Regions from separate parts of the Homo sapiens genome. Here all the other regions are linked to region 3. The links are chromatin loops, found by intact Hi-C in ENCODE. Cell type or tissue: heart left ventricle. All regions are shown on one strand. Links, peaks and the distances in the headings refer to the core of each region. The heading gives the core; the rest is flanking DNA. Region 1 overlaps MKLN1-AS (MKLN1 antisense RNA). Region 2 overlaps MKLN1 (muskelin 1). Region 3 overlaps LINC-PINT (long intergenic non-protein coding RNA, p53 induced transcript).

Region 1 (10,398 bases), core at 3,495-8,494, 410 kb before region 3:
TTGCTGGTTAAGATAAGAAAGGCACGGTTTAAATACTTAGAGAAATGTTTTTGTATTGAAGTACACCATGAAAGTGTTGCATAGCCCAGTCCCATGGAGTTTCCCTCTTTTTGGGGACCCAGGATTCAGCCTAAAAATGGAATCCTTAATTTATAAAGCTCTAGATGCTCTGCCTTCAATTGCATCTGCTTTTCACATATTTAAATTATTAGGCTCTAAAAACTGTAAATGCTTTGATGGCCCTGCTCCTTAATGGGCTCTGCCCTGAGCTCAGTGATCCAACTGGAAAACAGACTAAATTAAAAGCTACTTATCTAAGTGAAATAGGTCTCCTTATAAAATCCAATGATAGATTCCTGTGATTTTGTATTACCTTGGCATCCATTTTTAATTTTCTTCCAACACACCCAAACTCCTCCTTGAAAAGGCTTAAATTCTTTCTCCTTGTACTTTGAGATATAAAGTTACTACTGCATTTTCTCTAAAACTCAGTACGAGCTTCAGCCATGTGGAACAGATAAACTTTAAACTTTTCCATTTACAAAGGTACAGTTTGAATCCAACTGTCCTTGTAAAACTAGTGAGTTTTACCAGTCTCATGACTAAAATTTTTTTCTCTGCTTGGTTTTGTTTTGTTTTTCTTACCTCAGTTCACCAGCAGTTTCAATGTGGCTAAAATTTTTTAATTAAAGCTATGAAGTCATTATCTGTGTCTGTCTGATTTATGTGTACCATGTATACATGTCTGTTTATATATTGTCTACATGGTACCACTGACTTATAGAAAACGTGCTCATAAATAATATAACCAACCCAAATGCTTTCCATGGTCACTTGACTTTAGTAATCTTGGGTTTAAATTAAGATAGTTTTTAAATTATTGGTAAAGTAAAATAGAAACGTCTTCAAATTTTAATTTAGACATGTTTGCCTAGATCTATTGGTTAGACTGGTTTATACTGTCTCTGCTAAATGTCTTAAGGTCATAAGGCCATTGCTTTTATGGTATTTTTTGGTATTTGCTTAATTTGTCTATGAGCTTATGTCTTTGGATTTGAGCCTTTAGATTCTGAGGACTAGACAAGTGGCCCTGGGGACAGTGCCTGGGCCCCATCATCCCTAGTTGAGCTGTGCCTCTTGGCTTTACTGCAAGGAGTTGGATCCTCCAGGCATTGTCTCCATAGCACTGTCATTTGTCCTGAGCTCTGCATACGGTACATAAAGTTGCTTACTTCTTAGGTTTTTCACTGAAAATTAGGGTTACTAAGAGTTAACATTGTGGTTAATATATGTAACTAAAACTACTAGGCCAGAAATTTACATAGAGAGCATATAAAGAAGATGTAAAGAAAGTTGAAAAGGGTAATTTTTTTCCTTTACGTAAGAGGGGACTTTGGTCAAAATGATAAGGGGGATAGTAAATCTTTGTCCTAAGTAGAATACCAATATAAGAAAAATGAAGTATAGGACAAAACTGAAGGTGTAAGCAAGTTGTAAAAGGTTTGTATAAGATTAATCTCATGAAAAGAATTTTGTATGTGATAAAGTTGGCTAAAATTAGAAGGAGATTATTAACTTTTCTAAAAATTATGCATTGATATTTAAAGCACACTGATGTGGGACCCCTGTTTCAGAATAACAGGGCTTTCTTGGAGCATTAATCTGCTCTTTAATAGAAAAATTTTTAAAGGTTATAGAAATTTTATGCAGTTAAAACTGAGGGCTAGATGCGGTGGCTCACACCTGTAATCCCAGCACTTTGGAAGGGTGAGGTGGGCAGATCACCTGAGGTCAGGAGTTTGAGACCAGCCTGGCCAACATGGTGAAACACCATCTCTACTAAAAATACAAAAATTAGCTGGGTATGGTGATAGGTGCCTGTAATCCCAGCTACTTGGGAGGCTGAGGCAGGAGAATCACTTGAACCCGGGAGGCAGAGGTTGCAGTGAGCTGAGATCAGGTCATTGCACTCCAGCCTGGGTAACAAGAGTGAGACTCCATCTAAAACAAACAAACAAACAAACAAACAAAAAACAAAAAAAAATACCTGCCTGAGATTTGATAGATTTGTTTATAAGGATTTAATGAAATTAGCCTTAGGATTAATAATATACTGATGCAAAAGTAAAATTTGGTTTTCTCTTTTGAATAAGATTTTTAAGTATTTTTAAGAAACAGTAAAAAAAAGTTCACCTTTTAAGTAAAAAAAAAAAATGGGAAAGAGAGATTCTGTTGGTCTCATGCCGTCTTTATAAGGTCTTTGGATTGTTTGGAAAACCGAGTTTACTCTCTATCAAAGAGTAAAGGGTTTTGCTTTTTGCAATCTTTGAATTATCACTTTGGCTAAATGAATGAATACTATTTTACAGTGACTTATGATCCTATTTGGTCAAATATTTTAAACTTTTAAATTGGACATACTTCCTAAAATCAAATTTCAAATTCTAAAATTAAGTATTTTCCAAAAGGAACCTCTGGAAGTCCAAGAGAGGAATATTAGGCATATTTAGCATGTTAAAATCATATGGAAAGCATTGTCAAAGAAATAATGGTGTTTAACTTTCTTTGAGTTATATTAGGATGAATGTGTTTTGTATGAGATTCCTAAAATTTTAATGTGTCTTGGTATATGTTATCAGTCATAATTATGATTATTATGTTAAACTGTTGTAAACCACAGGAATAACCAAATTTCCTTGTCAATTGCATCTTTAACCATGGCTATTCTAAGTCTTTTGCTATCTAAAACAATTAGTTTTATTTCTCTTCTCATAAAGCAGTTACAATTGTCTATAATTCAAAATTTGCTTTTTCTTCAAGGAAATTCATAGAATAGGACCCTGACAAGTACTCTTGAATACAGGTTTCTGATAACTTTGGAGATCATATCATTGGACTAAGTAACAACTTTCAGGTATGTAATAAACTGATGTGTTCCTTAGATTGCTAACTCAACATCAAGCAGAACACGAATTAATTACATGTGACTGAACTGACAGAAGACTGAAAAGATTTGCTGACTTTTTATTTAAAACATTGCTGGTTTTTTTTTTTATTTTGTCTTCCAGAGTCAAGAAAACTTTTTTTCCTTGAGCTATTTATTTATACTTTATAACAATTGGGTAAAAATACCTTTGTGAACAACATTGAAACATCTGCCTTTCTCTCTACCTGATTACTCCAAAATTTGGAAACTATTCATGAGTACTCTTATTTTATGGCAATCTAGTTATTTGCATACATTTAATAAGAATCTTTTTTCTGTAACAGGATATAATTGGAGACACTTGTTATTTTACTAAGGATTTGACTGGAATGACATATTTTCAGATATGACCAGACTGCTTTGAAGAATGGAGGTTGACTCTATAGAGGCAATTAGAAAGCCTCTTGGAAAGACTGGCCTGGTCCCTTGTCTACGTAGTTCCCTTTCAAGATTTCTGTCCTGTGTTAAGTAAAGAATGTCACTTTCTGACAGGCCTGGGAACCTCAAAATATTTCCGCTGTGTATCTCTCATTGTTTTATTTCTTCTGAGAAAACTAAATTCATGGTACACTGAAGAGGTGATTCCACAAGTGATGGCAGCTATAAATCAATGACTGGTAGGACTACCTGGGCATGAGCCTTTCTGGCAATGAGGGATACCTTGACACTCAGATTTTGATCATCAGTGCTTTCAAAAGGAAAGATTTTTGATCAAAAGGAAGAAATGAGAAAAAGAACTTTTATCTGAAGAATGCAAGTCCTTTCCAATTATCAGATCCAGAGAGGTATTAAAATGAGACGGCAATCCTGTCCTACACACACCCCCTTTTGAGGCATGTACTCATCTTTTTATACTGCTTACTATTGCCACAAGTAGCTGAAAATTAGCCTACTGGTGCTGCACCAGACATTATAACCCATATCCTATAGCTTAATAATGGATAGCCAATCAACAGCTTATGTTATGTTAATGTAAATTATTGGTAAATAACTCAGGAACTGCCTCTTCTTTCCTTTTAAAAACCCACTTGTGGGCCGGGCGTGGTGGCTCACGCCTGTAATCCCAGCATTTTGGGAGGCCAAGGTGGGCGGATCACAAGGTGAGGAGATCAAGACCATCCTGGATAACACAGTGAAACCCTGTCTCTACTAAAAATACAAAAAATTAGCCGGGCGTGGTGGCGGGCACCTGTAGTCCCAGCTACTCGGGAGGCTGAGGCAGGAGAAAGGCGTGAACCCAGGAAGCAGAGCTTGCAGTGAGCTGACATGGCACCACTGCACTCCAGCCCGGGCAACAGTGCGAGGCCCTGTCTCAAAAAAAAAAAAAAAAAAAAAATCCACTTGTGGCTGAGTGTGGTGGTTCACACCTGTAATCCCAGCACTTTGGGAGGCTGAGGTGGGTGGATCACCTGATGTCAGGAGTTCGAGACCAGCTTAACCAATGTGGCGAAACCCTGTCTCTACTAAAAATACAACAATTAGCCAGCTGTGATGGTGGGTGCCTGTAATCCCAGCTACTTGGGAGTCTGAGGCAGACTCAAGACTTCAAGAATGTCTTGAACCCAGGAGGCGGAGGTTGCAGTGAGCCAAGATCACACCATTGCACTCCAGCATGGGTGACAAGAGTGAAACTGCCTCCAAAAAAAAAAATCCACTTGTAACTGCTGCTACTCAGAATGTATATTCACGGCAACTAGAATCTATGTTACTAAGTTGCAATCCTCAAGCTTGTCCCAAATAAACTCTCTACTTATATTAATTTTGCCTCAGCTTCTTCCTTTTAGGTCAACAATGGTAAGATAAAATAGAAGACAAGAGAAATTTCAAAATCTGCAGGAGGCTCCTAGTAGTTAGACCCTCAGAACTCCTCGGTACATCTTAACTCTCCTTTGTCTACAGGACATGATTTTAAGTGATGGGGTTTATTGTAAGATACACAGGGAAAGCCTGGAAATTATAATCTGTCTAGTTCCCTTGCAATTCGAAGATTGAGACATATTGAACCTTATAGAAAACTGGACAATGGATCATCATTTTTTTAGGCATAACAGCAGCTATGGTGACACACCAGCTCTAGTGACCCAGTTGTCTTATCATCCCCCACAAGCTACCATCTTTACAGAGAGTAAAATCTGTATTCGTCCATTCTCACATTGCTATAAGGAACTACCTAGGTTGGGCATGGTGGCTCACGCCTGTAATCCCAGCACTTTGGGAGGCCAAGGTGGGTGGATCACCTGAGGTTGGGAGTTGGCAGCCAGCTTGACTAACATGGAGAAACCCTGTCTCTACTAAAAATACAAAATTAGCCAGGCGTGGTGGCACATGCCTATAATCCCAGCTACTCAGGAGGCTGAGGCAGGAGAATCACTTGAACCTGGGAGATGGACGTTGCGGTGAGCTGAGATCATGCCATTGCACTACAGCCTGGGCAAAAGGAGTGAAACTCTGTCTCAAAAAAAAAAAAGAAAAAACAAAACAAAAAAAACCTACCTGAGGCCAGGCGCGGTAGCCCATGCCTGTAATCCCAGCACTTTGGGAGGCCAAGGCAGGTGGATCACCTGAGGTCAGGATTCAAGACCAGCCTGACCAACATGGTGAAACCCTGTCTCTACCAAAAATACAGAAATTAGCTGGGCGTAGTGATGCATGCCTGTAATCCCAGCCACTTGGGAGGCTGAGAGAGGAGAATCACTTGAACCTGGGAGGTGGAGGTTGCAGTGAGCCAAAATCATGCCATTGCATTCCAGCCTGGCTGACAGAGCAAGATACCATCTCAAAAAAAAAAAAAAAAAACTACGTGAGACTGGGTAATTTAAGAAGAAAAGAGGTGTAATTGACTCACAGTTCCATATGGCTGGGGAGGCCTCAGAAAACTTACAATCATGATAGAAGGCAAAGGAGAAGCAAGTACCTTTTTCACAAGGCAGGAGGAGAGAGAGATCCAGTGAGGGAAGTCTCAAACACTTAAACCATCAGATCTCATGAGAATTCACTCACATCATGAGAAGAGCATGGGGGAAATCTGCCCCTATGATCCATTCACCTCCCAGCAGGTCCCTCCCTTGACTCATGGGGATTACAACTTGAGAAAAGATTTGGGTGGGGGCACAGGGCCAAACCATATCATTCTGCCCCTGGCCCCTCCCCAATTTCATGTCCTTTTCAGATTGCAAAATACAATTATTCCTCCTCAACAGCCACCGAAAGTCCTATTCCAGCATTAACTCAAAAGGTCACAGTCCAAAGTCTCTTCTGAGACAAGGTAAGTCCCTTCTGCCTAGGAGCCTGTAAAATAAAAAAACAAGTTAGTTACTTCCAAGATACAATAGGGGTTCAGGTATTGGGTAAATGCTTCCATTCCAAATGGAGAAACTGGCCAAAACAGAGGGGTTACAGGCCCCACTGCCAGTCTGAAACTTGGCAGTCATTAAATCTTCAAGCTCCAAAATAATCTCCTTTGACTCCATGTCTCACATCCAGAGCATGCTGATGCAAGAGGTAGGCTCCCAAGGCCTTAGGTAACTCCGCTCCTGTGACTCTGCGGGGTACAGCCCCTGCAGCTGCTTTCATGGGCTGCCCTTGAGTTCCTGCAGCTTTTCCAGGTGCACAGTACAACCTCTTGGTGGATCTGCCATTCTGGGGCCTGGAGGATGGTTGTCCTCTTCTCACAGGTCCACTAGGCAGTGCCCCAGTGGGGACTCCATGTGGGAGCTCGCATTCCACATTTCCCCTCTGCACTGCCCTAGTAGAGGTTTTCCATGAGGGCACTACCCCTGCAGCAGACTTCTGCCTGGATATCCAGGTGTTTCCACACATCCTCTGAAATCTAGGCGGAGGATTCTCAAACTTTAACTGTTGCCTTCTGCACACCTACAGGCCCAATACCACATAGAAGCCACCAAGATATGGGGCAGCACACTCTGGAGCAACAGCCCAAGCTGTACCTTGGCCCCTTTTAGCCACAACTGGAGCTGTAGTTGTGGCTAAAATGGGCATGGCATCCTGCATCCCCCAACTGTGGCTGGGATGCAGGGTGCCATGTCCCAAGCCTGCAGAGTAGTGGGGCCCTGGTACCAGCCCATGAAACCATTTTTCCCTCCTAGGCCTCTGGGCCTGTGATGGGAGGGGCTGCCATGAAGGTCTCTGAATTGCCCTGGAGACATTTTCTGCATTGTCTTGGCAATTAACATTTGGTTCTTCTTTACTTACCCAATTTTTGCAGCTGGCAGCTTGAATTTCTCCCCAGGAGATGAGTTTTTCTATTCTTCCACATGGTCAGGCTGCAAATTTTCCAAACTTTTATGCTCTGCTTTCCTTTTAAACATAAGTTGCAATTTCAGATCATCTCTTTGTGAATGCATATGACTGTAAACTTTCATAAACAGTCAGATCACATCTTCAGTGCTTTGCTGCTTAGAAATTTCTTCTGCTAGATACCTTAAATAATCTTTCTCAGGTTTATAGCTTCACAGCTCTCTAGGGCAGGGGCAAAATGCCACCAGTCTGTTTGCTAAAGCATAGCAAGAGTGACTTTTGCTCCAGTTCCCAGTGAGTTCCTTATCTCTATCTGAGACCACCTCAGCCTGGACTTCATGGTCCATATCACTATCAGCATTTTGGTCAAAACCATTCAACAAGTCTCTCAGAAGTTCCAAATTTTCCCACATCTTCCTGTATTCTTCTGAGCCGTCCAAACCGTTCCAACCTTTGCCCATAATCCAGTTCCAAAGTCACTTCCACATTTTTAGGTATCTTTATAGCAGTGCCCCACTCCTGGTACCAATTATCTGTATTACTCCATTCTCACACTGCTATAAAGAACTACCTGAGACTGAGTAATTTATGAAGAAAGGAGGTTTAATTGACTCACAGTTTCACATGGCTGGGGAGGCCTCAGGAAACGTAATCATGGTGGAAGGTGAAGGAGAAGCAAGCACCTTCTTCACAAGGTGGCAGGAGGGAGAGAGCAAGGGGGGATGTGCCACACTTTTAAACCATCAGCTCTCCTGAGAACTCACTATCATGTGAACAGAATAGGGGAAATCCACCCTCATGATCCAGTTACCTCCCACCAGGTCCTTTCCCTGACACGTGGGGATTATAATTTGAGATGAGATCTGGGTGGGGACACAGAGCCAAACCATATCACTCTCCAATGCCTTTCAGTATGCGTCTCCATATTAAATATTTCCCTGAGAGAGAGAATAACTCATTGTGTTTGGTTTGTCGCTATCCACTCTCTTTTCCTTGCAACATATATTTATGGAAAGGCTGTGATGTGCCAGGGGTAAGCAGACAGGCCATACAAGCGCCCTACTTCATACAGCTAATATTCTGGTGGGGCAAAATAAAATATAACAAATAAGTCCACCAGATAATTTTAGTCTGTGCTATGTAGAGACTAAACCAGGGTAATTTTTAGATTGGATGGTAAAGAAAGCTTCTCTAAGAAGGTAATACTTAAACTAGTACAGTGATGAAGAGTCACCCCCACAAAGCCTGAACAGAAAGAATTCTAGGCAGAGACTGGGACCTTGACTGATACAATGACTTATCCAAGGAAATAGAGCTAATCAGTGACAGACCCAGAATATTTTTGGTTCAAAAGCCCATCCTGTTGGATTGCATCACATTTCTTCCCAAATAAGTTGCTATATGGGAACTAAGTAAACTCTATAGTACTGTTCAAATTGTCAAATAATAATATTACTAAAGGCCACCAAAGTTAACAAAGCAAAACAAACACAGCTGAGTTTATTTTTCAGGCAAAGGAACACACCAGTTGGCTGAGGGCAAAAAGCATGTGTTTTTAATTGTTAGGAAGGGGTTTCATGGTTGCTATGCTATTTAAGGTTGAGTCTGTTCATGCTTCTATAACAAAGTAACTGAGACTGGGTAACACATAAAGAATAGAGATTCATTTCTCACAGTTCTGGTGGTTGGAAGTCCACAATCAAGGCGCCCGCAGGTTCAGTGTCTGGTGAGGGCCCAGTCTCCCTGCTTCCAAGATGACGCCTTGTTGCTGCATCCTCCAGAGGGGACGGATGGCTGTGTCCTCATATGGTGGAAAGGATGGAAGGGCAAAAAGGGGGCCTGCCTAGCTCCTTCCAGCCCTTTTATAAGGTTACTAATCCCATTCATGAGGACAGAGCATCATTCCCTAACCACCTCCTAAAGGCCTCAACTCCTAACGCTGTTGCATTGGGAATTTTTCAAGATCAATTTTGGAGGGGACACAAACATTCAAACCACAGCAAAGGATGAAAAACAAACACTCCAAATAGGCCAGAGTAAATCCATAGCTCTCTATGTGATTGGTTAAAACAAGACCTATATTTCATGGGAAAAAATTCTTCAGATAGGTCCTATAAGGGTTTTCCTTCAGCTTACCAGGATCACTCAAAATTCATGTTTTCTTTAACAGTGCTAACTGTTAAAGGGCAGTTGAAGCACAACACAGAATTCAATGCGCTATCCCATAGGCAAGCTCTGCTGTAAATAAAAGCATTTCCTTTTATGATATTATTATGCAACAGATGAAGAAACTAATATCCAAATATGTTAGCTGCCATGCCTAAGGTCATTTATACAACCAGGCTGTTTACACATCTCAATCTAGAACCCAAGTCCCCAATTCTCAACCACTTTCCAAATGTAATTTTTTGTTTTATTTTGTTTTTAGAGACAGAGTCTCACTCTGTTGCCAAGACTGGAGTACAGCAGTGGCATGATCATAACTCACTGCAACCTTGAATTCCTAGGCTCAGGTGATCCTATCTCTTCAGCCTCCTGAGTAGCTAGGACTACAGGCATGGGCCACTTCCTCCAGCTAATTTATTTTTTTGTAGAGTCAGGGTCTTCCTATGTTGCCCAGGCTGGTCTCAAACTCCTGGCCTCAAGAGATCCTCCCGCCTCAGCCTTCCAAAGTGCTAGGATTACTGGCATGAGTCACTGTGCCTGGTCTTCCTAATGTACTTCAGGGGACATTTTTGAGGCCTATACCTATATTGTACACATACAGCACATAGTAGGCACTCAAGAAATATTTTTTAAATTGAATCTCCTAGTTCCTCCTGAATTTCTTCTCACTAGTGTATTATTATGTTTAAATAAATAAAAGGAGTTTGCTTAGGGATCATCTATAAATCAGAAGACTAGAAAGAATTAAAGGCATGGGGCTGTTGGCCAGTTTTTTTGGTCCGTAAATATAGAAAATCACAATGGGGATATAAGAGTGAACTTGCCTCAAAATAATTCACATTGAACACTTCTCATATGAGGAAGTTACATGCATTATCTCAATTAATTTTCATAACAGCCCCACAAGTAAACTGAGACTCTTAGAGGTTGAGACTCACCAAATTCATGCATCCTTTATATCATACAATTCTCAAGTGCGTGCATTCCTA
Region 2 (10,398 bases), core at 1,999-6,998, 530 kb before region 3:
GCTGGTTTGGAGTTTCTGTGTTTGGCCTTGAAAACTTTACATTTACCAGCTTTTTAATAATGCAGCCACTTTTTATCCACTATGGAATTTTTTAATTCAGATTCTAAAAAATAAAACCCCCAGAGGAATATATAGTGTAAAAGTACAGCATAAGAACATTTAGCTGTTTTTGAAAAAAGTCATATTAAAGGCAATTTCTCTCTATTGCTATATCAAAAACAATGGTTAAAACTAGCTTTAAGTTAAAATTAGATATCTTAAGAAAAAGTGATCCACAGCTTTGATATTCCTATAAAAACTGGGAGAAATTTTTCCAGATATATTGTGGTACATTTAACTCATCAGAAATTATCCTTTAAGTCATTCTAAGTATCTTGAGAATTTGGTTTCTTCTGACTCTGAAATGTCTATTATATTCACAGACTTTACCGCTGACAAAACTGATTTTCTTCTTCAGTGAATAATGAATCTTTACATATAACATTGTGTATCATAGATCCTTCTTTATTTTTATTATTTATTTATTTATTTATTTTGAGACACGGTCTCTCTCTGTTGCCCATGCTGGAGTGCAGTGGTGCAATCATGGCTCACTGCAGCCTCCTGGGTTCAAGCAATCCCTCCACCCCAGCCTCTCGAGTAGCTGGGACTACAATAATGTGCCACCATGCCCAGCTAACTTTTTTTGGGGGGGTGGGGGTTACAGACAGGGGCTCACTATGTTGTCCAGGATGGTATTGAACTCCTGGCCTCAAGCAATCCTCCCACCTCAGCCTCCCAAAGTACCAGGATTATAGGCATGAGCCACCCCATTCAGCCCCTTCTTCATGCAATAATAGGCGTTTCCAATTTGGCACAGTGGCTCATGCCTGTAATCCCAGCACTTTGAGGGGCTGAGGCAGGTGGATCACAAGGTCAGGTGTTTGAGACCAGCCTGGCCAACATAGTGAAACTCCGTCTCTACTAAAAATACAAAAAAATTAGGCAGGTGTGGTGACGGGCACCTGTAATCCCAACTATTCGGGAGGCTGAGGCAGGAGAATCACTTGAACCTGGGAGGCAGAGGTTGCAGGGAGCTGAGATCACATCACTGCACTCCAGCCTGGGGTGACAGTGTGAGACTCTGTCTCAAAAAATGAAAAATAAAAAAAAAGTTGTTTCCTTTCTTCAAATATTTCCCCCTTTGTAACTGTTTTAAGTCTACCAGTTGTATAAGCCCACCAATTATTATCTTTTAATGTTAAATAAAACACTATACGAAAACTGTAAAGTCATGTACTCTCTAACTAACACGCTTTAGGCCTGTACATATGGAAGCTGTCATCTAAGTTACATCCCACCATGCAGGGTTACAATTCAAAGTGTACTTGGAAATGCTAGAAGACTATTTAAGAAAACCTTTTGCCATTCACAGAGTTAGGCTATCTTCTACAAGATTTCTGTCATATCTGCATATAATTTCAAACTCTAAGTAAATTTTTCAAGTGATTTGTCTCTTCTATCCCCCAAATACCACGGGAAATAAAAAAATGCTTCACTGCTTTCTGGATAAGAACAGGCCACTGGAGCAGGACTGAGTTCTAGTACTAACTGGGTGATCAGTACAGGTCATTTAAGCTCCCTAGGTTTTAGTTTTTTTCATCTGCAAAACTCTCAGTGTTGTCAAGTCCTTCAGATATAAGTTATATGAGGCCAGGCATGGTGGCTCATCTGAGATTGGGAGTTTGAGACCAGCCTGGTCAACATGGTGAAATCCCGTCTCTACCAAAAATACAAAAATTAGCCTGGCATGGTGGCACACATCTGTAATCCCAGCTACTCAAGAGGCTGAGGCAGGAGAATCACTTGAACTCAGGAGGTGGAGGCTGCAGTGAGCTGAGATCGCACCACTGCACTCCAGCCTGGGCAACACAGCGAGACTCCATCTAAAAAAAAAAAAGTTACATGAAAACATTCTGAAGGCTGTCAAGTATGAACATCATTTCCACCTTTAAAATATACATAAAAATGAAAAACACTCTGTAGTTACTAAGTACAATAAAAATGATATTATAACTGACTACATGTCTAATTCAGTACATAAAACACTTTTGGCACTGTATAAGTGTGAAATAATGCCAATTATTTTAAACTACAAAAAAAACACTGTCCTATCTTGGAACTATAAAACAATCCATTATCATCGTTAAGTAACATTCTGTTTCCAAAATGGCACACAGTAATACTCAGACACATAATTTTACAGAAAAAAAAAATTAAAGAATTTTCATCTGGCTTAAAAATTATTTGCCAAGTCCTCACTATAAAGGAAATTAACCCTGTTAAATTCTGAAGCCTGGAGAGGGGGTATATAACTAAAATAGCAATAGCAATTGACCTTTTGTTTTATAGTGTTTCTGGGCACCCTCTGGATAAGGTTACCCTGGTTCATTAACTTTAATAACCCTTCCTCTTGGGCTCTGGGTTCTCAATGTTCTTTCTGAAAAGCAGGTCTCTTTGTACGCATAAATTCTCACAGCAAAGAAAACCCACATTTCCACAACAGCCTCATTGATAGCTGAGCAAAATAAAATCTGGCACGCAGTAAGCATCCTAATGGAATTAAGCCAAGATGTCATTCCTATCCATGAAAGCTTTGTGGTCCCAGCTGAAGTTTAATAGTAAAATTAAATGAATCGGATGGAAACTGAGCCTTCTGACATACCTGAATGAAAATGCGTAACAAAAATTTTAATTAATTCATCTAATTATTTAAGTCATGCAAAGAAGAACTATTATCCAGAAACAGACACCAGAAAAGGTATTATTTAATGCACAAAGGATATCAAAGACCTTTAAAAATTATGGATATAATTGGAGAGAACTGTAGAGAGAAGGAAGTAGAAAGAAAAAAGAAAGCATTAATATTTGCAGTAGGGTAGTAGATTGGTTTATGGAAGCCCATTCTCATGCTTATAGGTTCTATAATAATTCATGTACATCTGGGGTAGTACGATCCTCTTCAAGGAGCAACCCCTTCACCCCTTCTCTATATTTTTTCTGAATGGGATATAGGCTATAGTGTCTATCCATTTCTCCCAGCACTTTGAGGAATGTTTATTCAACACTTTTTGAGTACTGAGAATTCGCAAAGCACTTTAGAGAATTCAAAAGAAAGAAGACATAGTCCCCAGTCCCTATCCTCAAGGAACTTACAATCTAGCCAAGAATATCAAAAGGCAAATAGAGCAACATAACGCAGGGCAGACTAAATGTCATAAGAAAGATAAACAAGGTAAAAAGCACCATGAGGGTTCAAAAGAGGGAAGACAGTATATCTGGCTGAGGGGACTCAGAAGAGATTTCATGGTAACAGTGGTATTTGACCTATGCACCAGCAGGAAGGCAGGATACAGAACAAAAAAAAAAGAGGGCTTTTCAAACAGAGTAAAAAGAATAGCAAAAGTATAGAGACAGAAAAACACGTCAAAAGTGTTTTAATGAACATGTACTCTAGTCAGGCAGATCTTGGCTACAATCCTGGCTCTATCACCACAGCTATGTGACCACCACACAGTTCCTTAACTATTGGTTTCTTAATCTCTAAGATGTGATACAGTATCTATCCCATAAAGCTGCTGTGAGAATTAAATTAAATTAAATAATGCATGTTAAATGGTTAAACTGTGTGATGAATAAATACACTGTTTGATTTAAAAGAACACATAGGTAGGAGGTGGAGAGGAGGTTAAAAGACAGGTGTGTCCAGATCATGGAAGGGATTAAATAACAGGATAAAGACTTTGAACTTGACTCCACACAGACAGTGGAGAAGCCACAGAAGATCTTAGGCAGAGGGGTAGCAAGGTAACATCTGAACTTGCAGCATACAGGACTGACTGAAGGAGTTGAGAATGACAGGGATTGGAGGTAAAGTGGCCTATGTTCGAAACGGCAAACAAATTTCATTCTAAAACACTGAGTCAATCACCAATCAATCTATTTTTCATTACTTAGGCCACAAAAACTAAAATTCAACCACATTCTTTGGTATAGTACATGTACCAATTTGGTACCAGTATAAAACAAACCCTGGAGCTACCGACTACCAGTAGTACCAATCTACACATCTTATATGCACTAAAAATAATGTAGAAATGTAAGGTATATAAAGACATCTCAGTGTCTTTTTGCACAATGGAATAGGCTTTTTATTTTTAGTGCCCAAGTGCAATATCTGTCTTCTACTTTGATTTTTAGGATAAATCAGACTGTGCTGATTGCATAATCCTCCACAAGATGGCACACTACTTTTGTAATTAAATCAGTTTTTCCACTCTGACACTGTATAGGATGTGTATACTACGCATTGACATAGCCTGGGCCCAAAACTTAGACAAAATTCATGTATCAAAAAGAAGAGGCAGGGGAAGGGTTAACAGGCTGGTGAAAGAAGTTACCTTAATTCTTAGTTAAGACACCGAGAGAAAAAAATTTTTTAAAAAAAGGTTTTAAGAAACAAATTTATCTTTAAGATAGAAATAAAACTCTATAATATTTAGATAGAGTCTGAATGCTTCTAAAAGTGAAGTTCAGTAAGACTTAAATTAACATGACAATTTTTGAAGACAGAAATATTTTTGAATTTTTTGAAGAGGGGAAAAATATTTTATATGCTCTTTACCTTTCCCTTCTTAAGCCATCCCCTTGAAGTATCATGACCCAGCAGATCATCAACTGAATTCACTGCCTCCCTTTTTAAATAGAACTGTATTCTTACATAAAGCTATGATTACAACACTATCTAAATCTTTTGGGTGAATTCAACATACAGTTACTTTCCTTACTAAAAGGCTGAATTGTTATGCCTATGACAATATACTTTGTATTCCTAATGAAGTCTGCATTTCAGAATTCTTTCTGTTAACAGTGTAAAAGAAAGATGCACATTACTTTCAGAAGTACAGCCATATGAATAAATTTGTAATAGCAACCAAAACCCATGTTTAGGCACTCTCTTCAAAAGTTTCTTTAAGGAACATCAAGAAAAACTATGTGGTACCACATGTAAAAAAATAAAAGCACTTTCAGGCCGGATGTGGTGGCTCACTCCAGTAATCCCAGCACTTTGGGAGGCCGAGGCAGGCGGATCACCTGAGGTCGGGAGTTCGAGACCAGCATGACCAACATGGAGAAAGCCTGGCTCTACTGAAAATACAAAATTAGCCAGGCGTGGTGGCACATGCCTGTAATCCCAGCTACTCAGGAGGCTGAGGCAGGAGAATCACTTGAACCCAGGACGTGGAGGTTGCAGTGAGCTGAGACTGTGCCATTGCACTCCAGCCTGGACAACAAGAGTGAAACTCCATCTCAAAAAATAAATAAATAAATAAAAATAATAATAAAAGCACTTTCATATAATAGCTACAGAACAGTTAAAGGTTCAAATTTCTACAGAAAGGCTCTTCCAAGTGACAAGCAACTCTCCATCAACTTCTTTTGTAGATACCAAATATTAGAGCTTTGCCTAAGTCTTCATACCTATTCTGATTGAGAAAGAAGAAAAAGGCTTAAATCGTAGGTTCTCAGAACGTAATGAGAGTTACACAACAAGGAACAGCCTAACACAATGGAAATTTATTAATATATTTCTAACTCAACAGACTTCCACACTGAAACAAAATAGACGTGGCTTTTCTCTTTCTATTCACTGTTCTTTTCCCAGTCGAAACCCAAGTCACAGTTGAAGAATCTTAAGTGGAGAGGTGCCAGGTATAGGGATTACAATTAATAAAACTGATCCAGTAGGACAAATTCAGTAGGACAGAATACAACATTCCTTCTCTACCATGGCATGAATGATAGGATTCCCTTAGGAGGGAAGAAAGCTTTGAAAATTAAATAATAAAATTTGTGCCATCATACACCTTTTAAAATGGTCACTGTATCCTTAGAGAAGACAGCAATATGGGAAAAAAAAAACCCTACAGACTAAAAAAAGAAAACAAAAGCTAGGTACTATTAAGTTTCTAATATCTAAGAAAACAAGGTATATGAGACACCGGGAAGCAACAATTGCTTTAAAATATAAGCCATGTTAAATAAGCTGAAATTAACTTTATGAAGTTTTACTCTAGTGAAGGTGTTCTTTTTTTAAAACAATTTCCGGAGACAGAATCTTGCTCTGTCGACTGGACTGGAGTGCAGTGGCACAATCATAGCTCACTGCAGCCTCGAACTTCTGGGCTCAAGCCATCCTCCTCAAGCCTCAGCCTCCCACAGAGCTGGGACTACAGGCACATGTCACCATGCCTGGCTAACTAAAAAAAATATTTTGCAGAGACAGAGGTCTTGCTGTGTTGCCCAGGCTGATCTCGAACTCCCAGCCTCAAGTGATCCTTCCACCTCAGCATCCCAAAACTCTGGGATTATAGGTATGAGCTACCATGTCTGGCCAGTGTTCTTAATTTTGTGAGTTAGTAAGAGTCTCTTTGATTATCTGAAGCCACAGATTTTCTTCCTAGAAAAAATTTGCAAACAGACAACATGTTGCACCTAACTTCAACAGATAAAGAATCCTTGTGCTAGAAAACTTTAAAATGCATACTTAAAGTAATAACTGGGCTTCTTTAAACTATATTTTACTACTTATGCACCAGTTTTGTTAACATGGAATTTCCTGGTTGTTCAAACTCTACTTAGAGAAAGTTATTCTTCACTACTAAACCTACCTGATCTTCATCAAGAAAATTCTTATATGCACTTTAGTATTTTGTCTCAAAAATATTATAAATATATTTATGGTGTCCCTTCCTAAGGCACCAATTATATAAAAGATTAAACAAATATACCAAAATAACATTGGTTTTTTAGAATGTGGAATTATGAGTGAGTTACTTTTTCCCCTCAACACTGCTTTTCAAGTTGTTTTAAACTTTTTCACAAACTTTTTAATTACTTTAAAACATTTCCATAGTGAAATTTTGTCAAATTATGCAAAAAACACACAAAAGAAAATTCCTTTGAGTCATATAAAATTCTCTCAGCATAATTAATCACTGCTGCATATTAATATATGGCATATCAAATGCATGTTATATAAATAATATATGCACATACAAAATACATTATTTCATTTAACTCTCACAATTACTTAGTTTATTATCACCATTTTAATCAATACAATTCATTCAAGATCGAATAAGAAGTCAGGGGTAGAGCCAGGATTCAATCCCAGGGATGTCAGACACCCAACTCTCCTTCCCACAAACTTAACACCTACCTATTATATGTGGCTGCCATATCATTAAGATCTGACTAGAAAGGTTCTTTCAAAGATTGATGATAAATACAATCTCTTTGAAAGTGATTAAGATCAACCTGATAATTAAGGTAACTGCTGATCAATAACAGGGCTATGGTACCTAAATGATTAAATAGATACTTAGAGTATATGAAAGCCCTCAGTAAATTATGCTACTAATAGTCATAATAGAAACACAGAAGAAATTTTGGAGAGAAAAACCCAAGGATACACCAGATTGTGCACTTGAGCCCAAACCAAGTTCAGAAAGCAACAAATTTTACTTTAACAAATGCAAAGCTCTATATTTAGTTTTTCTACCTAGATCCCGAAGTAATGATAATTACAGCTTTGGGAAGCATAGTCTAAATGGCATAACAAGTAGAATCTGAAAATTTAAATATGTTCGAATATAACCAATAAAACAGATCCACCACAGAAAATATTAGTATAATAAATGACATAATAACCTGATCTACTTATCAAGGTTTACAGCAGTATCTGAATACAGTTTCCAGGTAAATATTTTTCTTTCTACTCAAAGGAAAATGAATTTTAAAACTTTGATCCAATCCAACAAATATTTAGTGCACATCTACTCCATTCTAGCCTCTATAGTCATAAAAATAAATAAGGCAAGATCCCTGTCCTTCCCCCCTTGTCCATGGGGGCTGGGAAGCTGGAGAGACAGCAATGGTATATACAATACTTGTGTGAACAACTCTAAAACAATGTGGAAATTATTGTAGTAATAATGGTTTGAACAGTGTTACATAAATGTAGAGGGAATTATTACTTTGGTTAGATCTATCTCCTGAACCTCAAACTAATATATCCAACTGCTTACTTGACATACCTATGTAGATGTCTAATTGGCATCTCAGACTTAACTTGTCTAAAATCAAGTTGCTGAACAACCCACCATATTACCATATTGGATCCTCTTGTTGTACCCATCTTAGAGAATGGTTACACCATTTTTCTAATTGCTCAGGTCAAAACTTTAAGTCATCCTTAGCTTCTTTTTCTCACACTTCTCATCCAGTTCATCAAAAAATCCTGTCAGCTCTATATGATACCTTTTTTTTTCTAGTTTCTCTCTCTCTCCCTGCCACCATGTGCTCCCCCTCTCTCTTTTTCTCTTTCACCTTCTCATACTCACTAATAGCTACTCTTTCATAAGCAGCCAGCTGATGGGCTCATTCCACATACTATCTTTTTTTTTTTTAATTATACTTTAAGTTTTAGGGTACATGTGCACAACACGCAGGTTTGTTACACATGTATACATTTGCCATGTTGGTGTACTGCACCCATCAACTCGTCATTTAGCATTTATATGATACCTTTTAAAATACATCCAAAATGTGACCAATTTTCAACATTACTACTACCATTCTAGTATAAGCCAATGCTATAATCACTTCTCAGGTGAGCAATAGGATCCTTAAAGGACTCGCTGCCCTTCACTCAATTTGTTTTGTTAAAATGCAAGGTCAGTTCATAGCATTTCTTAAACCCAACAATGGCTTCCCACTTCACTCTGCATGTAGGTTAAAGTCCTAAACAAAGTCCTAAAAAACTCAACACAGTTTGTGCCCCCAGCTATTTCTCTGATTTCACCTCTTCCCACTCTCTTTCTCTGACTTCACCTCTTCCCACTCTCTTTCTCACATACCTCTGATCTAGCAACAAAAATTCTGGAAAAAAAACCAAGAGTAGTAGAAAGGTGGCAATGTTTTACTTTGTAATAATATCAGTTCAATAATGAATATCACCTGTATGAAGACACTTTATTTGAATACCTGGTTCAGCAGTACTTACCATAAAATGTCAATTAAGATAGGGATTAAGTCCTTTAAGAATATCTGTAATGAGGCCAGGCACGATGGCTCATGTATGTAATCCTGGCACTTTGGGAGGCCAAGGCAGGATGATCACCTGAGGTCAGAAGTTCAAGACCAGCCTGGCCAACATGGCACAACAATGTCCTACTAAAAATACAAAAATTAGCTGGGCGGGCGCCTGTAATCCCAGCTACTCGGGAGGCTGAGGCAGGAGAGTCACTTGAACCCCGGAGGCAGAGGTTGCAGTGAGCCGAGATCATGCCACTGCACTCCAGCCTGGGCAACAGAGCGAGACTCTGTCTCAAAAAAAAAAAAAAAACAAAAATATATATATATATATATACATATATATATGTAATGAATCTTCCCAGAAAACTACACAAAAACAAAAATTTTGCACACCGTTTAAAGACTATCATGGGCTCCCTTAAAATCTATTCATGAAGCTTCATGTAAACAAACATGAAATAGCCAAAGGACTGAGAACAGAACAAAAAATCGACAGCAATAGCTAGCTGAAATAAAAGATTGGGAATGCCAAGGCATGAAAGTTGTTAGACTTCTGAATAGTATTTTCTGATTTCTTTTGTTTTCTCTTGATCAGAGTCCTGGATTACCCAGTCACAACTAGAGACCTGTTTAATTTAACCTGAACCATAATTTCAGTCTTGTGAAAGTTCAGAGCTTTTCCTATTGAGTTCCAGGGCATGTTTCCTCATATTTCTGCTTCCAGACATTGGAATCCACAGAAGTTGCCTCACTACTGTCCTACCTCAGTTTGAACCCCAAACCTAATTGTCTCACCAGTATCTACCAAAAAATAAGTAAATAAAAATCAACTCCCAAATCAATTTTACTAGAGAAAACTTCTAAGAATTTGGTGAGTAAAGACAGAGTCATGTCATGAAATGTGGCATTCTGCCATCCTGCTGGCTCTACTACCACTTATCTCAAGCTTGTCCAACCTGTGGCCCATGGGCTGCATGAGGCCCAGGATGGCTTTCAATGTGGCCCAAGACAAATTTGTAAACTTACTTAAAACATTAAGAGACTTTTTTTGTGATTTTTTTTGTAAGCTCATAAGCTATTGTTAGTGTATTTTATGTGTGGTCCAAGACAATTCTTCTTCCAATGTGGCCCAGGGAAGCCAAAAGATTGAACACCCCTGATTTATCTCTCTTTTTTTTTTTTTTTTTTTTTTTGAGACGAAGTCTTGCTCTTGTCTCCCAGGCTGGAGTGCGATGGCGCAATCTCGCCTCACTGCAACCT
Region 3 (10,398 bases), core at 3,215-8,214:
ACCCATGATAGAACCCTCTTTTTTCCTTATTAGACATGAATAGAAGCTCATTAATGCCGTCCAGTAAGTTCAAGCCGCATAACTTACATACACTGTCAGGACCCAGAAAGAAACCTGTTGTCTTGTGATGTTATTGTTGCTTGGTTGACCTCATCATGTCTTGACAGGGCTCAAGACACCCTTCATGATCTGGTCTTACCTCTCAGGACTCCCCCCATCCTTACCATTGTTTGTTGATCTCTGGTGCAGCCAAATGAAGCCCATCATGCTTGTCCTCTGCCTGGAAGCTCTTCCTTCCCTCTTCCTGGCCAATGGCTACTGTCCCTTCAGAGCACCTGTTCAGATGAAACCTCCACCAGGCAGCCTCTGCTGACTCCTAAGGGCTGGGCTAGGTGCCCCTTGGGTGCTTCCACAGCCCTTTCTGCTTACCCAGTTGTACATGTGTCATACTGTGTTCTGTAATTCCTCTTTTTGTCCATCTTCCCTGGCTTGCATTGACCCCTTAAAAGCCATGATTAGGGCCGGGCGCCGTGGCTCACGCCTGTAATCTCAGCACTTTGGGAGGCCGAGGCAAGTGGATCACAAGGTCAGATCGAGACCATCCTGGCTAACGTGGTGAAACCCCATCTACTAAAAATACTAAAATTAGCTGGGTGTGGTGGCACACGCCTGTAGTCCCAGCTCCTCGGGAGGCTGGGGCAGGAGAATTGCTTGAACCCGGGAGGCGGAGGTTGCAGTGAGCAGAGATTGCGCCACTGCACTCCAACCTGGGCAACAGAGCGAGACTCCGTCTCAAAATAAAACAAAACAAAATCATGATGCCATGATCAGTGTTTACTTTTGGATAAACACCCGGACACATGATAGAGAATAAATGTTTGAGAGAGAGAAATGACCTACTGGGTAACACCAAAAACTAATGTATACCATGTCTAGTGTTTACAGTTTACAAGATGCTTTCACACACATAACTTCATTTGATCCTCCCGGCAACTCTGCAAAATAGATTTCTGCAGCCCTGTTGTACTGACCAGGAAACATCAGCCTGCCCTGATGGCAGGGATGTGGTTAGCAGGTGGAAAGCCAGGACTCAGGCTCAGGTCTTCGAACCCAGATTTTATGCCCTATGTACCGCCATGTGGATATTCTCAAGGCAACTCTCTGAAATATTTCCAGAATCTTTCACAAAAGTCCTGTGTCGTCCTTGTCCTGGCCAACTAGACTCAGAGGGAGGACTGATGGATTTTCATCTCCCTCTTCCCCTTCGTCTTTTCTTCTCAGCATCTTCCTACCCTCCCCACCACCGCGCTTCTCCACCAAAAGTCTGATGCTGGCATGTAATGGACCCTTTCCAAGTTTCAAGGTGTTGACAGTAAATCTTTTGTATTTAGACCGGGCCGGCTGCTTTCCTTTTCTTGTGGGTAGAACTCTGGAAAAGTGGAGGGGGGTGGGTGGGGCTTCAGGTAAAGTACGTCAGCAAATTGGATAAGTCGGATCTTCGTTGTGTGAGTGGGTAAGAGATGAACTGGGGGGAGGGGTGTGTGTTTGGGCAGTGAGCAAGCCGGCAAGAGAATGTGAGTGGGCGGCCAGTTGGTTGGCAAGTGAGAGGCTGTGGAGAGGTTGCTGCTGGGACGGGCTGTGCAATTAAACAGTTGAGCAGATCTTAATAGCAGACTGGGGCGGTGCTCTCCGCAGGCCTGCGGGGAGCAGGGAGCAGGGGAAGCAAGCGAGCTGGAAGCATCTTCGGGCACAGAGCTAGATACGAATTTCAGAAGCACATAACCTGAGGAATAGAATGCAACCAGAGGAGGGAGAAATAGAGATTCCAGGCAGCGTTTCCTAAACTTAAAAAGTTTTGAATACCCAGTTTTGCCTTGTTCTGGGGACCTCTGGCAATGTTGTTCAAGGGAGGAATTTTTAATTTCATAGAAAAGTGAATTTTACCACCACAAGAGAACATGAGACCAAGGTCATAAATCCCTTTGTTTGGAGTGTCCGTTCTGAACTCCTTGTATACTTTTATTTGCAGGAAGAGGCTATACCAGCAAGTATTATGGTTTTACTGGGTGGGGCGGCAAGGCCAGGAAGAGATGGAGATGCTGTTAAAGGTCCTTGCTCCAGAACATTCAGAGATCAGAGGAACTCAAGAGGTCAAAGTAGGCTGATGTCATTGTTCATCCATTTATTCAGCAAAACTTTCTTGAACACCTACTGTGTGCCAGGCACTGGTTGGCAGTGAGGTGAAGACGATAGTGATGAAAACAAAGGCATGGTCTCTGTCATCATGGAACCTAAGTAAACACATACCAAAAAAAATGGCCCAAGAAAAATCATGCCCTGAGGGGAAGGCACTCAGATGAAAAGGACCTTCTTCCCAGTGGTCCCCTGAGGAGGTGATTTCCAAGGTCTCAGCTAAGGGATGAGCAGGAATGTGTGGGTGCAGGGGGTAGGGGTGAGAGCTCTCGGCATAGAGAGAGCAGCACATTTCAAAGGCCCTGGAGTGGGGAAGGAGGTGGCAGGTGCAGCTGTGTGGTGGCTACTTCCACTTCTGGAGTGCAGTAGCATGATCTCGACTCACTGCAACCTCTGCCTCCCGGGTTCAAGCAATTCTCCTGCCACAGTTTCCCAAGTAGCTGAGATTATAGGTGCAAGCCACCACGCCTCGCTGATTATTACATTTTTAGTAGAGACGGGGTTTTACCATGTTGGCCAGGCTGGTCTCGAACTCTGTCTCCTGGAACCTCTTGATGAGCCCCTGTGAGGTTCCCCAGCCCAGGGCATCCCCCCAGGTATTCAGGAGAGACCCGTCCCCAAGAGACTGCCTGCTACTTCCTCTTCCTATGAATGTCACTGTGAGGGGAATAAATAAGGATAGACCAGAAAAGCAAATTGTAAGAAATTTGAAACCAGTTGTCAGTTTTCAGGTGCCCAGGAGCATGACAATATGCCCGAGGGACCGTAACAGGACTTGACATGGAGCTGGGTCTAAAGCAGATGACCTGGTGGCTGCAGCGTGTTCCACACAGGCGAGCACTGTGAGGCCAAAGGACTGGTGTTGAGCAGAATGAAAAAGCACAGTGTTGGTTAATCCTGAAAAGTGAAGCCTGCAAGAAATGAACTTCGACCTTGGAGTGGGGGTGGGACAGGGGCTAGAAGGAAGAGAGGCTCGGAAGTGTGTTGTGTAAACGTGGTTCTGTTTTGTCTAATCTTTTACTACCTGTAGGGACAGGTGGATGCAGTGGAGCTGCTGGCAGGAAAGGTGGAGTTTTTTCAAGGTCACGAGTTAAGCAATAGAGTAGAATATCTTTGCAGCTGCAAGAGGAGGTGCGAGCAGCTTGTTCACAAGGTATATTTTGCAGGAGTTTCCCCTTACAAGATCTTATTTGCTTGAGAGTAGCGTTAAGGATTTCTGTGCCAACAGTTAGCTGGATCTCTGGGGTTGAATCGTTATCACCAATCTATAGTTAAAATAAGCATTAAAAAAAAAAAGGAGTCTACTTTCAAAGTTTTCCCGAAGTGCCAGTCTGAAGCAGCTACCTTTAAAAGCTGTTCTTGAATAATAGGTTGCTATATCCTAGTCTGTAATCTTGGACTAATGTCTGAGGAAGGAAAAAAAAAAAAAGAATATTCTCTCTTTGTCCGATTAAGAAGTGGAGGTAGACAGCGATTCGACATGTTGTATGGGCGAGGCTGTGCTGAGCTTGCGTCTGGGACAATGACCAGACAGATGAAAGGAGAAGTGAGAGATATTTTTAGCACATCAGGACTGCTTTGAAACATTGATTTTTTTTCCATCTCCTCCCACCCCCCATAATTCCAGCAGGAAGATTCAGTGGCAGGCACTTTAATTCAGTGTAAAAACATCTTCTATATTACACACTAAAATATTCATGAGGAAAGGGAGTTGCTGATTTTAAGGCGTAGCTTTAAAACCCACGTCTGTCGGCTTGATGGTCAGTGTCCCGCCACACAGTCTGGAAGTGTGACGTGGCCAAGGAGGACCCCCAGAAGGATCCTGTGTCTTCCGTGGGGACTACTCCTTTCCTCAGAGGAGCGGGTTCACAGGAAACTGGAGCAGAAGGATGCCTTTAGCCCCACTCCTGTTGGTCCTCAGTCCCTTCTCCTTTGATCAGGTGGTTCAAGCACGCCTTGAAGTTCCGGTGTTCAAACAACGTGACCTCTGCAATTACGTTCTAATACTTGTCGGTGCCCAACTTAAACCACTAGCAATGTTAGTTAAAAACATCAGGGAGGCCGGGCGCGTGGCTCATGCCTGTAGTCCCAGCACTTTGGGAGGCCTAGGCGGGCAGATCACTTGAGGTCAAGAGTTCGAGACCAGCCTGGCCAACATGGTGAAACTCTGTCTCTACTGAAAATACAAAAAAAGTTAGCCAGGTGTGGTGGCGGGTGCCTGTAATCCCAGCTACTTGGGAGGCTGAGGCTGAGGCAGGAGAATCACTTGAACCCGGGAGGCAGAGGTTGCAGTGAGCTGAGATCGCGCCACTGCAGTCTAGCCTGGGTGACAGAGACAAAACACAAAACAAAACAAAACACCTCAGGAGGCTGTAAATCAAGCACAACTGAAGCAAAGATAAAAACGGGCAGTCTCAGAATCACCTTTGAAGGTGGAAGGAAGGGCGTTTGTGTGTGACAAGAAGAGTGTACGTTCATACAAGGGTTTTTACTCCTCCTCTGAAAAGTCCTGCTTGGTGGCTGGCCAGTTTGTCATGCTTGGCTGCCCAAGCAAGTGGTGGCAGTCGGAGCACAGGAGAAAGCCGCAGGGGGTGAGGAAGAAGTGCTGGAGAGGGCGCTCCACCTTTCGGCTGCCCTGACCTGTCTCCAGCCCCAGGGCATGTGGTTCTGGGCCGGGCACTGGCCCCCTCTCTGTGGACTGTACCAGGCAGCGGGTAGTGCACAAGCTCTGAGGTCAGGCCACCTGGGCCTAAACTCCAGCTCTGCTCCTTGCTAGCAGTGTGACTCTGGGCACGTTCAAGTTACTTCATGCTTTGTGCCTCAGTTTCCTCATCTGTGAAATGGGGATGGTAACAGGACCCTCATCCCAGGACTGCTGTGTGGATTGAAGTGCCTGCAACGGGATTTGTCTTTTCTGGGATCGCGGTGGATGCTCTATTCCAGGTGAGGGAGTCTCTTGCTTTCTCCTACCTCTTGCAGCCGCTTTGCCTCTGAGTGGCAAATAGCAAGTGGCTGAAAATCACAATGAGCCCGTCAGAGAATGGGGATGGGCCACAAGGCCACAGTCGGATGGGTTCTCCATGCCCTCGACTATGCAGCGGGGTCAGGGCATCCCTTCCTCCTGGGGTGCCCACACCATTCCCTTGGAAGTTTAGACAGCAGCCCTTGCCTCGCCAGACGCAGCAACCCCTCCCAGCTACACGTGGAATCTGTGGCCCAGCCTCCCTCAGATGACCCGCATTGCCTGACAGAGACCAGGGGCCCTGAGGGGTGGCTGTCGCTGGCCTGGGACAGGGTCCCTGCAGGTTTTCAGGGTCCTCAGCAGCATTCGCCAGCGTCGGGTCAGACTGAGTCATGGGGCCCGAGCTCTCCACGAGTTGGTTCTCCAGTTGGTTCTCGTTGGGGGTAATGCCCTTCATCGAACCGCTTCATCCCCAGCCTGTATTGTCTCCGTCTCTTCGCAGTTGTCAGAGGGCTCGGCCGCCACCCTGAAACAGCCCAGAGCTCTCTGAAGAGCACGAGCTTTTACGCTTCTCTCCCCAAATCAACTGACTTTTTCATTGCTTCTGTGGAGGCTTTCTGTGGGAGAAAAGCGTGTTTATGGGGCAAGCTCAGAGAGCTCCTGTCCCCGTGGTGGAATTTTTTTAGTGGCTCTGCCCACGTGGTGGTGAGCGCCGGTGAGGATGGGACGCATTTTCTGCTAAAATGGCTGTGCGAGGCTGCCACCTCGTGGCCAGCACAAGGCAGTGAGTGTGTCCCTTGCTGGAGCTTCTGGGTGAAATAAACTCATTTTAAAGGTCTTCAGCAAGGACCTCACTCCCTCACTCTCTCAGTGTGCATATCATTCCAGCTCCAGGGCTTAATGCGTCTGTTGTGGCATCTCTCAAATCTGTACTTTGCTATCTCTTTGACTACAGAGTCACTACCTTCCGATAAGCCCTTCTGCTGTCTCCAGACCGATCCTTCTAAAGCGTAGATGTCATTGTCTTTCTCTCATTAAAGCTCTTTCATGGCTCCTCATTTTCCAGGTTCCAGCTCATGTCTCAGGAGGCCGCTAAGCCCACTCCTCTGCCCCAGCCTGTGTCTGCGCACGTCTCTTCTCCCTTCCTCCTGGTTTCCTCTGGCTGATACCTGCTCACCTGAAAGTCATCTCAGGTGCCACCTCCTCCAGGGATTCCTCGCATTAGATTAGCTTCCTTCTTCCCCATTCCTAGCTGACTTCCTTCATTATGCCTCAGATCCTTTTTTTGGAAGAAAAAGAAAGAAATGGAAGACAGACTGGCCAGCAGGGGGAGAGAGAGGGAGGGAGGGCATATCAGAGAATTCAATATGCTGCGTTTTAACCAGATACTTTTCTTCCTCTCCCACAAGGCATCAGAGTAGAGACTGCCTTTCATCTCTCTCCCCCTTGTGTAATAGCACAGTGTCTGGCAGATAACTGTTGCTTGCTAATTATTAGAAGGAAGAAAGGGAGGGAGAATAAAAGCCAGCATCACCATGTGATCTTCCTAAGTGCGACAGATGTGAGAAAAGAACTACCTTAAGCTCCAGGGGCCCTAGAGGAACGGCGCTGCGTGCTAGTGCAGATGGTAGCAAACGCTCTCACCTGGCTTGGCAACACTTCTTCACCTCTTCTTTCTACCACCACAGCGACTGTCTCCCTCCAGCCCATCCTACTGCCAAATTCATCTTCTATTAAGCATAGCTTCAATCACATCATTTCTTTATCAAAACACTTCTACAGAGGAGTTCCAAATGCTTTAGCCGGGCCGTCCAGGGCCTCCACAGGATGACCCCAGCCCATCTAGTTTTCTACCACTCTTTATGTGTTTCCTAAGTACCATTCATTATTTTAGGACTTGGTATTTGCTGATGAATTTACTTACTTACTTGAGAGTGTGGCAAAAGCACATCCTAAACTTTCAGTTAAAAGGAGTTTGATTGATTGACCTGCTCTGAGTTTAAGGCACGTGCTGGTCACTGTGGGAGCCATTAAAGAAGGTATTGTTCTGTGGCCGCCAGGAACAGATAGCCCAGCTGGGGACAAGACAAAAAAGCAGGGGGCATTAAGGAACAGACAGCAGAAAGGAACATGTCACAAGTGCACAATTAATCGCCAAATATATGGCTCAAGAAGGGGTGGTGATCAAACCAGATAATGTCTGTGAAAGTGCCTCTCTCCTGTCAAACTCCCAATTCCGAGCAGTCCTACAGTCGGCCCCTTCCACAGGGCGTAGCCCTGTCATTCCACCTCAAACGTCGTACACACTCGGCCTGTCCTACAAAGCCCTTCGTGATAAGGCCTGCTTCTCCTTCCCACCTTGTGGGACCCCCGACCCTGGAACCCCGAGCTGCAGAGCTGGAGAGAATGCACTCTGTTGTTTGGTATACGTGTTCCTTGAAACATTCACTCCTCCCCATTTTCCTTCGGTGTTTAACCTGTTCTTCCTTTAAAATTCGGCTTTTCCTTTAAAATCCAGCCTGGAGCTCCCCAATGAAGACTTCTGTGGCGCTGCAGGCAAAACTCACCACCTGCAGAGTCTCTGCTCTCCCTTGTCAAATACGCGTTTGTGACATACATTGGAAGGCATCGGGCACATTTCTGTCATCTGTGTGACTGTGGACCTCTGCCGCAGGGGTCATGTCCTTTCCCTTTACAGTGCTTGATGAGGTACACGTCTTGTCAATGTTTGTCACGGACTGAAACTTAACACATTAGAGAGGACAGCAAAGTCAGTTGACTCTAAATTGTTAAGGCACAAGCTCTGTGAGTTCAGAAGAGACATGTGCCAGAATCGGTCCAGGGAGGTTCTTAGAACCTACCAGTTCTAAGTAGGAGTTCTTAGAACCTACCAGTTCTAAGTAGGAATTCTTAGAACTGGAAGGTCAAAGCTTTGTACATGTGAAATAGATCAAACAATAAAAAGAATTCCATGTAGAATAGCTCAGTGTCTGTGGCTCCTAATGGCTCCCCCATTCTCTGCACCAGCCAGCGGGAGGAGAAAGCCTGCAGAGTGGGGGCAGCGGAGACAGAACATCTTAACCCCAGCAGAGGCTTTATCTAAGGAAGTAGAGCGAATGCCCTGAAGGTGGGTTGGACTTAGGTGGTGGAAAGGTTTCAAATGCACTCTGTTATCTTGCAGGTAGTGGCTGCCATTTATTACTTTAGAAAACCATGGCGACTTCATCAAAGTGGTGTTTTAGAAAGATGATCCAGGGCCGTCTTTTCCCTTTGAGAGTGGGAGGTGCCCTGTGGCCCTACCTTCATTTTCTGTGATGGTATTCCCAGTGGTTTCCTCCCTGTGGCTTTGCGGCTTAGTGGTGAACCAAGAGGCTTAGGATGCAGGTGCAAAGCCCCTCTACTCTTTAATGCCTCACTTCAAGGTGCAGGATCTTTCCCTCTGTAAACAAAGGCTTTCCTTCTGGCACTGCCCTTGACCTGCTCAGAGCTGTTCTCTGATCCTTTGGGTCTCTCTGCCCTCGTGACTGGCAGTGACCTGCTAGGCAGCAACCCCCACGCAGCAGGTGGTCCTCCAGAGCTGAGTCACCACCCCGGGAACCGTGCCCTGGTGAGGCCATCCAAGGTAGACCGGCACAGGGCGGGTGTGAGTGGCCTCTCCACCTGGCCCCTCGGTCTGGGAGGGCTCTTTCAGCTTGACAGAGAGAGCAAAGGAAACTCGGATTTTTGGCAAAGCAGAAAAACATTTTACCTGTGATCACAGTTATGGGCCTTGGTCAGTCATTTGATTTCAGCACACCCAAATTGTCCATTTACAGATACCTTGAGACATGGAAAGGGAGGAAATTTTTTAATGATGTTTTAAGATTCTGTTTGACCTCATGAATTAAGAGCGGTGAGAAGTAATAGAACACGGAGAGATACCTAAGCCATTGATTGATATTGTAGGCAATAAACAAGTGAGATTCAGATTATTTTTAAAAATTTTTTTCATGGGCACTGATGGATGTTTAAAAAATTATGACGTGTTCTGTTCATGACGCGTTCTGTTCATTTCCAGAGAAGAGAAAAATGTGGTTGCTTTTGAAAGGAGGTTTTTTGTTTTGTTTTGTTTTGTTTTTAAACGTCTAGCTTATTCATTACACCAGCGAATAGCAATGACCTCAGTCTAAAAAGCAAGTTAACCATCATCTCTCTCCTTGCCTGGGAAAAGAAGCCTTTATCTAAGTAGCCAAAAGATGGGCAAGGCTGACCACCCAGTCATTTCGGCTGATCAGGATTTTCCAAAAAACAAAAAGCTCTCTGTTTTCACAACTGAGTGACAACTCTTAGGAAATACTACCAGCTTACTCAGTTTGAGTAAGGCCATGGAGAAGTCTGGTGACAGTCAGTTGCCTGGATGCACATGTTACACATGGCTAACGATGCTGTCACCACTGGGAGCTTTCAGAATTGGAGAAAATAACACCGTGTCTCTTGCTTTCTGAACATGGAATTTTTAACTTTTTTTTTTTTTTTTTCTGGAGACAGAGTCTCGCTCTGGCGCCCAGGCTGGAGTGCAGTGGCATGATCTCAGCTCACTACAACCTCCACCTCCCGGGTTCAAACAATTCTCCTGCCTCAGCCTCCCAAGTAGCTGGGATTACAGGTGCCCACCACCACGCCTGGCTAATTTCTGTATTTTTAGTAGAGATGGGGTTTTGCCATGTTGGCCAAGCCGGTGTTGAACCCCTGGCCTCAGGTGATCCACCCACCTCAGCCTCCCAAAGTGCTGGGATTACAGGCATGAGCCACCCCATGCCCAGCTGGAATTTTTTAACTTAAAAAAAAAAAGTTTCAGTGTTTGTCCTTACCCATTATGTGCCCAGTTAGTTCTATACCAGTGAAAGTTCCCCCCAAAAGAAAAAGAAAAAGAAAAAAAAGACTGTCATTTTCTTGAGCAGCTTTCTTGAGCTCTGTGTGTGTATGCCTATGTCTGGGGCATACACAAGGACTCTGGCAGGCCCACTAAACTCTACCACGTAGTTGCCAGATATGCTGTAAACTGTCACCTGGAAGTTGGGATTTACTCTTTTATTTTTCTGTTTATTTTGCATGAGTACTGTATGTATAAAAAAGTAGCCACATATGGATGGTCAAAGGGTTTCCTAGAAATATGGATAGTCAGAGGGCTTCCTAGAAATATGGATGGTCAAAGGTATCCTAGTTTTTCAGGTAAACTCCACTAGAAACCAGAACCATATCCC

Evidence for each region. Hi-C counts contacts between places; a loop is a spot of excess contacts. Peaks named below come from ENCODE experiments on the same cell type or tissue, not always from the same donor. Only the 100,000 strongest peaks of a DNase experiment are listed, where the experiment ranks them.
Region 1: it touches region 3 in a loop (5-fold over the local background); 16 of 110 quality-filtered maps call a loop at or near these places.
Region 2: a loop joins it to region 3, with 4 times the contacts of the local background. A loop is called at or near these places in 28 of 110 quality-filtered maps.

What each region holds. Positions count from the first base shown.
Region 1 is chr7:131,303,646-131,314,043 of GRCh38, reverse strand. MKLN1-AS (MKLN1 antisense RNA) reads left to right here. Exons shown (of 6, transcript NR_125364.1): 5 at 2,821-2,914; 6 at 3,271-4,300. It also overlaps a transcript of MKLN1 not described here. Among named protein-coding and RNA genes, the nearest start is that of MKLN1-AS, 19 kb to the left of the region's middle. In heart left ventricle, for the core only: no CTCF peak of the experiment used is centred there; no DNase peak of the experiment used is centred there.
Region 2 is chr7:131,418,303-131,428,700 of GRCh38, reverse strand. The region is part of intron 8 of MKLN1 (muskelin 1); the gene reads right to left. Among named protein-coding and RNA genes, the nearest start is that of MKLN1, 96 kb to the right of the region's middle. In heart left ventricle, for the core only: CTCF peaks have their summits at 4,064 and 4,265 (motif pointing right); no DNase peak of the experiment used is centred there; H3K27ac peaks cover 286 bases.
Region 3 is chr7:130,892,661-130,903,058 of GRCh38, reverse strand. All of the region lies in intron 6 of LINC-PINT (long intergenic non-protein coding RNA, p53 induced transcript), which reads left to right. Among named protein-coding and RNA genes, the nearest start is that of LINC00513, 16 kb to the left of the region's middle. RefSeq lists a silencer at 2,826-3,029 and an enhancer at 2,975-3,269. In heart left ventricle, for the core only: a CTCF peak has its summit at 5,922 (motif pointing left); DNase peaks (open chromatin) are centred at 4,848, 5,508, 5,888 and 7,498; H3K27ac peaks cover 961 bases.